Linked DNA regions of Homo sapiens: region 1 is linked to region 2. A link is a loop called in an ENCODE intact Hi-C map of the cell type or tissue named here. Cell type or tissue: CD4-positive, alpha-beta T cell. All regions are shown on one strand. Each heading gives the region's core, and the rest is flanking DNA. Links, peaks and the distances in the headings are about the cores only. Region 1 overlaps FRMD4A (FERM domain containing 4A). Region 2 overlaps FAM107B (family with sequence similarity 107 member B).

What was found. Hi-C counts contacts between places; a loop is a spot of excess contacts. Peaks named below come from ENCODE experiments on the same cell type or tissue, not always from the same donor. Only the 100,000 strongest peaks of a DNase experiment are listed, where the experiment ranks them.
Region 1: a loop joins it to region 2, with 6 times the contacts of the local background. A loop is called at or near these places in 4 of 110 quality-filtered maps.

Annotation. Positions count from the first base shown.
Region 1 is chr10:13,782,535-13,785,451 of GRCh38, reverse strand. It overlaps FRMD4A (FERM domain containing 4A), which reads left to right. Exons shown (of 25, transcript NM_018027.5): 6 at 2,446-2,530. Among named protein-coding and RNA genes, the nearest start is that of PRPF18, 200 kb to the right of the region's middle. In CD4-positive, alpha-beta T cell, for the core only: a CTCF peak has its summit at 1,233; a DNase peak (open chromatin) is centred at 1,191.
Region 2 is chr10:14,542,042-14,544,958 of GRCh38, reverse strand. The region is part of intron 2 of FAM107B (family with sequence similarity 107 member B); the gene reads left to right. Among named protein-coding and RNA genes, the nearest start is that of MIR1265, 110 kb to the right of the region's middle. In CD4-positive, alpha-beta T cell, for the core only: a CTCF peak has its summit at 1,723 (motif pointing right); DNase peaks (open chromatin) are centred at 1,478 and 1,758; H3K4me3 peaks cover 513 bases; H3K27ac peaks cover 1,221 bases.

The DNA.
Region 1 (2,917 bases), core at 274-2,773, 760 kb after region 2:
ATGAAGACCTTGGTGATATAAGACACCTGCTCCAGAAGCAGGGGGCAGGTGCTTGGCAGGGGCAGGGGTTATGGGCAGAGATCAGCCAGTCCATTAATTTTCAGGCTTTACAAGTATGAGGACCACTGCGTAATTCCTCCAAATTTTGTAGAACCTGAGATGATAAGAATTGTACTAATGATATCTGTGGATTGAGAAAATTTAATGTCTGAAGTTACTCCAAATTCACTCACCAATTTCAAAAAAACTTGAATTGTATTCATCACAGCAGCCTCTGCACACATTTGAAAAATGATAGAAAGCTTTATTTATTTATTTAGTGTGTAGACAAGAGGTTGCAAGCTGGTGGGCCATGGGCTTGATGTAGCCTACAGACGTGGGTTTTTATCTTCATGTTTATGCAACAGTAGCATTATTATCCTTCAGGTATGGTAAAAGATACTTTTTTTTTTTTTTTTTTTGAGATAGAGTCTCCCTCTGTTGTTCAGGCTGGAGTGCAGTGGCACCATCTCGGCTCGCTGCAACCTCCCCCTCCTGGGTTCAAGCGATTCTTCTGCCTCAGCCTCCCAAGTAGCTGGGACTACAGGCACCCACACCCACCCCTGGCTAATTTTTGTATTTTTAGTAGAGACAGGGGTTTCACCATGGTGGCCAGGCTGGTTTCGAACTCCTGACCTCAGGTGATTCCCCCCACCTCAGCCTCCCAAAGTGCTGGGATGACAGGTGTGAGCCACCGCGCCTGGCCAATTATGGATAAATCCTTTTATCTTTTACCATACCTGAAGGATAACGCTACCATTGAGCTTTCCTTTCTAAAAAGACACATGAGGTCCTGTATCTCCAGTGTAGGAACTCTCCTCCTCTTCCATTTCCCAGTGGAATCTAAAAGTATCATTTGAAGCTGGACATTCCAAGTTGTTGCCCCTCAGGTGATTGTATTGATTAGAAGAATTCATTTTTAAATTAATTACTATAAATGAATAGAACTTCTTGAAGCTAAGGGCATCAGTTTGTTCACCTTATACGATGTTGGTCTCTTGTTTTTGCTGCTGCTGTTGTTGTTTACATTGTAGTCAGTTTCCAATATTTAAAAACCAGTGGACTTCTTAGGTAGAGAACCACTTCTTCTTTTACGGTCTGAAGAACAGAAGCCCAGCAGGATGATGTGACTGCCCTGAGTCACACAGAGCTGGGGACTCCATCACTGCTCTCTGACTCCCTCCAGAGGATTCTGGCCCTCAGATTATAACACTATTCTAGAAAACTGTAGTACTTGTTTCTTCTCATTTCACCTTCCTCACCTTCTGCCTCTTCTTGGTGAACCCAGTTTCCAAGAGCCCCAGGTACCCAGCACCCTCCTAGTCCACCCTAAGGGTTGCTACACCTGCTCAGAACCTTCTTCCCTCCAAGATGTTGCATTTCAACCTTTCCCCTCTCTTCCTTTCAACTCCTAGTCCTTCAGTGCGGCTGGTCATTAGACAGTACAAGCGCATTATCTCATTAAAGAATTTAATAAACTCCAAAGTCAATATTATAAAGGCACATTTAGTGTAAACTTAAATAATGGCAGCATGTTTCATCTTGAAAATATCTATAAGCTCCATCTAGATGAAATCCGATTCTCATTTGGCTTAATATGCATTCATATCACAGTGTTAAGAGCACTTAGCATAGCTCTCCGAATGTGCAGAAATCAAATCACACTTCACCACCTTCGGGAGTAGTAGTAACCATTTCAAAGAAAGCTGTGATTAAGAAGAAATTATCTTTTAAAAATCCAACTTGGCTGGGCACAGTGGCTCACATCTATTACCCCAGCATTTCGGGAGGCTGAGGTGGGCAGATAATTTGAGCCCAGCCTGAGCAACAAAGGAAGACTCCGTATCTACAAAAAAAAAAAAAAATTAGGCGTGGTGGTATGCAACTGTAGTCTCAGCTGCTCAGGAAGCTGAGGCGGGAAGGTTGCTTGAGCCTGGGAGGTCAAGGCTGCAGTAAGCCATGCACCACTGCACTCCAGCCTGGACAACAGAGCGAGACCCTGTCTAAAAAAAGAAAAAAAAGGAGAAGAAAAGAAAATCCAACTCAATGACAATTTAGGACAAACAAGCAATGTGATGAAAACAAATAACATTATGTAAAATTATAAAGCAGATAGGACAAAGAAATCAGAGGCCTAGTTTTAGAATTTGTTCTTACAAATTGGTGGTAGACCCAGTTCTTTGGTTATGGTGAGGCCCATTAGGCGTGACCCTAAGCCACTATCAAAACTCCAAAAACAGTTTGTCCTCCCTAGGGAATCATAGAAAAACCATGGATGGTGCCTTTTTCCTTTGTTTATTTAGGATGGGGAATGCCAGCTTTCATCTCAAATCATGTAGCTCAAGAGAGCACTTTATTTTCTGCACCTGCTGTTTCTGTGGTTCACGCACCATTTTTCTCTTTCAGGTTCTATATAGAAAGCATTTCATACCTGAAGGATAATGCTACCATTGAGCTTTTCTTTCTGAACGCGAAGTCCTGCATCTACAAGGTAGGAACTCCCTCTCCCTCAATTTCCCTCTGAAACCTGAAAGTATCATTTGAAGCTGGAAATTCCAAAGTGTTACCCCTTAGGCCATTTTATTGATTAGGAGAAGTCATTTATAAATTAATTACTATAAATAAATGGAATGTTATGAAGCTAACGGCACCATTTAATAATGTGATTCCTGACCCGGCGCGCTGGCTCACGCCTGTAATCCCAACACTTTGGGAGGCCGAGGCGGGTGGATCACGTGGTCAAGAGATTGAGATTATCCTGGCCAACGTGGTGAAACCCTGTCTCTACTAAAAATATAAAAATTAGCTAGGCATGGTGGCACATGCCTGTAGTCCCAGCTACTTGGGAGGGTGAGGCAGGAGAATTGCTTGAACCTGG
Region 2 (2,917 bases), core at 317-2,816:
ATGACACTTTGAGGATCACCATGCTGTGCATTTGTACACACAGACACACACGTAGGCATTTGTTTTCCAAAGTAAAGGGCATACTGTTTGGAGCCTAATGTTTTTCTCCTATTTAGTGCCTTGTGAATATTTTCCCTTTCATTATTTATTCTAATAATGGATGATTTTAAGCTGCACTGTATTCCATTATTAGATATTTAAATGGCTTCCATTTTTTCCGCTATCATAGACCATGCCGGAATAAATATCATTCTGTGTACACTTGTCTACATCTCTGTTGATGTCTTTAGGGTAAATTCCTAAAAGTGGAATTACTGCGTTCAAGGGTGTTTCACGGTAAGGCCTTTTGCTACACATTGCCAACAAATTCTTCAGAGAGTAGCAGAAATTTGTCTTCTTACAAGTAGTCTATGAGAGTAGATGCTGATTTTCTAAATGTAAGGGAATAAGAAAAACTTCATGATTAACTTTTTTCACGTGTATTTGGGCTTTGGTGGGAGTAGGCAAGAAGAATATCCGTGGATTTATAGAGTAAGCAAAAGTATGTCAGGAAAAACTAGGAAGAATAGGGCTGAACTGTGGCTTGATTTCAGGAGAGTTTCTGGGATTCAGACTTGAATTAACTGAATGATGCTGTAATGTATAAGTGTTGGTATAGGTGATTTTATGCAAAGAAGAATAAACATTGGCTTACTTTTATTTATCGTATACGGTATGGGTGACTACTGCTGCTAGTTCAAGGGTCTTGATTTTTTAAAAATGTGTTTCTTGACTGTGGTAGCTGGGAGCCCCAGGATACAGACTTTTGGTTAAATAACATCTGCTCCACTCTGCCTTCCCGTGTGGGCCTCTCTAACCCTGGGCCAAGCAGTTGAGTCTCTCCTCGGGGTGCCTGGAGTGAGGGTGGATACAGCTTGGGTAATTCAGCATCTGTACCTAAAAACTTACTCAATGTAGGCTTCATGTAAAGAAGTCAGTGGTTCTTGGGAACAGGGGTGAGTGAATGGAGGCGAAAGGTGGGGCCCTCCACAGGTCAGTCAGGCCCTCAGGGTGGGACAAGAGCTGTAGGGCTCTTGGTTATAAACCTGTGTGGTGGAGACCAGCAGGTGAGCCAAACTCTTCTTTATTATCAGAACATTTCACTAATAAGGGATCTCAAGGGTCATCTGGCACAGCCTTCTCTTTTTGCAGATAAGGAAGCTAAATAATTTATTATTTCAGTTAAGCTTCACCATATGAGAGTTTTTGGTTTTTTTTTTTTTTTTTTAAAGTTTTTAGGATCAGATAGTGAACCTTGGAACAGAATTGGCTGCTTTTTGTTTCTTTTTTCTGGAAGTGCTGAACTTTAGAGAATTGTGGCTGCATGGTAGACAGGCAAAACAGGAAGGACACAGTGCAGCTGAGAGCGAGGGTGGCCTGTGGTCTCTCGTTTGGCCTGGAGAACGGGCTGATTTCAACTCCTCCTGCACTGCTCCTGAGTCACGGGTCCTACACCACCGTGCCTCTCTCCCGAGCTCAGGAGGCCGAGCTCAGGACTGCATGCTCCTTCCTGAGTGGTCTCCAAAGGCTTCAGAGTGGCCTTGGATGAAGAGCTGCTCACTTCTGTGCCAGTCATGTTTTTTAGAATTTACGTACTAGTTTTCTTCTTGCAATTCAAAAAAGTGTTTTTTTTCTTTTCCTTTTAGTAAAGAAACACGTATGACGGGTTATTTCTTTTAAAAAGCAACAGCTCCCCTGAACACCAAACTGTGCCTTTTACCACTGGGTGACACTGTTAGACCACAGAACGTGCTTTGCTGGTAAAATCAAGAGTCCTTGAATTTCAGATTTCATCAAGCTACTTTACATAGGAGAGAGAAACTCCAAATCACTTAATAGTCATCTATCAAATGTTATTTGATAAGTGTAATTTATCAATTTTAAGGCCAATGAGTTTAAGGCAATCAGTTATTAAAGAAATCCATTAATTGGGCAGGATTTCCATTGCTTAGAAGTTTTTGCAGATTAATGTGCTGCATATTAATGAACTAATTATTTCATGGGAATATTTATGCAAGCCAGTGTACTAATATATCTATTTCTCACCAGACAAAAGTCTAAGTTATCTTTCTTTGGCAAAAGACTCACTGTTGATACACAGCAATTAATGTTACGGAGTTTTAGTGAGGATTTTTTTGAGCCATCTTAAAAGCACGTCTGTTGGTTAGAGAAATGGGTATTTGGTTCTCTGTACTGGTATGTGTTAAGAAGATTATGTCTTACTATTTCTGAGCTCTTTCAAGATCAAATGAAGACAGAATTGTTCAAAGCGTGGGTTGACCTCCCCTACTCAGTTTTTGGCTCCTTTTGGAAATCTGATGTCTGCCCTTCTAAGCGTAAGGTGAGCATTATCTGGTCAGTTTCAGCTGACCACTATGTGACTGAGATGTTTCTGAGGTTAAGAATTGAGTGCGAGTCAGGCCCTCCCTTTGTGGGGTTAACATGAGAAAGAAGACAACTTCAAATTTAATTTTAATAGAATCAGACTTCAGTATCCTACAAGAGGTATTAATGGAGTCCTGCAGGAGTGTAAAGGGGAAACACTGAGGAGGAGCCAGGGAAGACTTGGTGGGGTGAGTTCCTTCATTTGGGTACTCTAAACCGCCCGTATTATCCTGTTCATTCAATACTTTTTTTTTTTTTTTTTTTTGAGATGGAGTCTCACTGCATTGCCCAGGCTGGAGTGAAGTGGCGCGACCTTGGCTCACTGCAGCCTCTGCCTCCTGCGTTCAAGCGATTCTCGTGCCTCAGCCTCCTAAGTAGCTGGGACTACACACATGCACCACGATGCCTGGCTCATTTTTGTATTATTATTATTATTTTTTTAAGTAGAGATGGGGTTTCTACTTGGCCAAGCTGGTCTCAAACTCCTGATCTC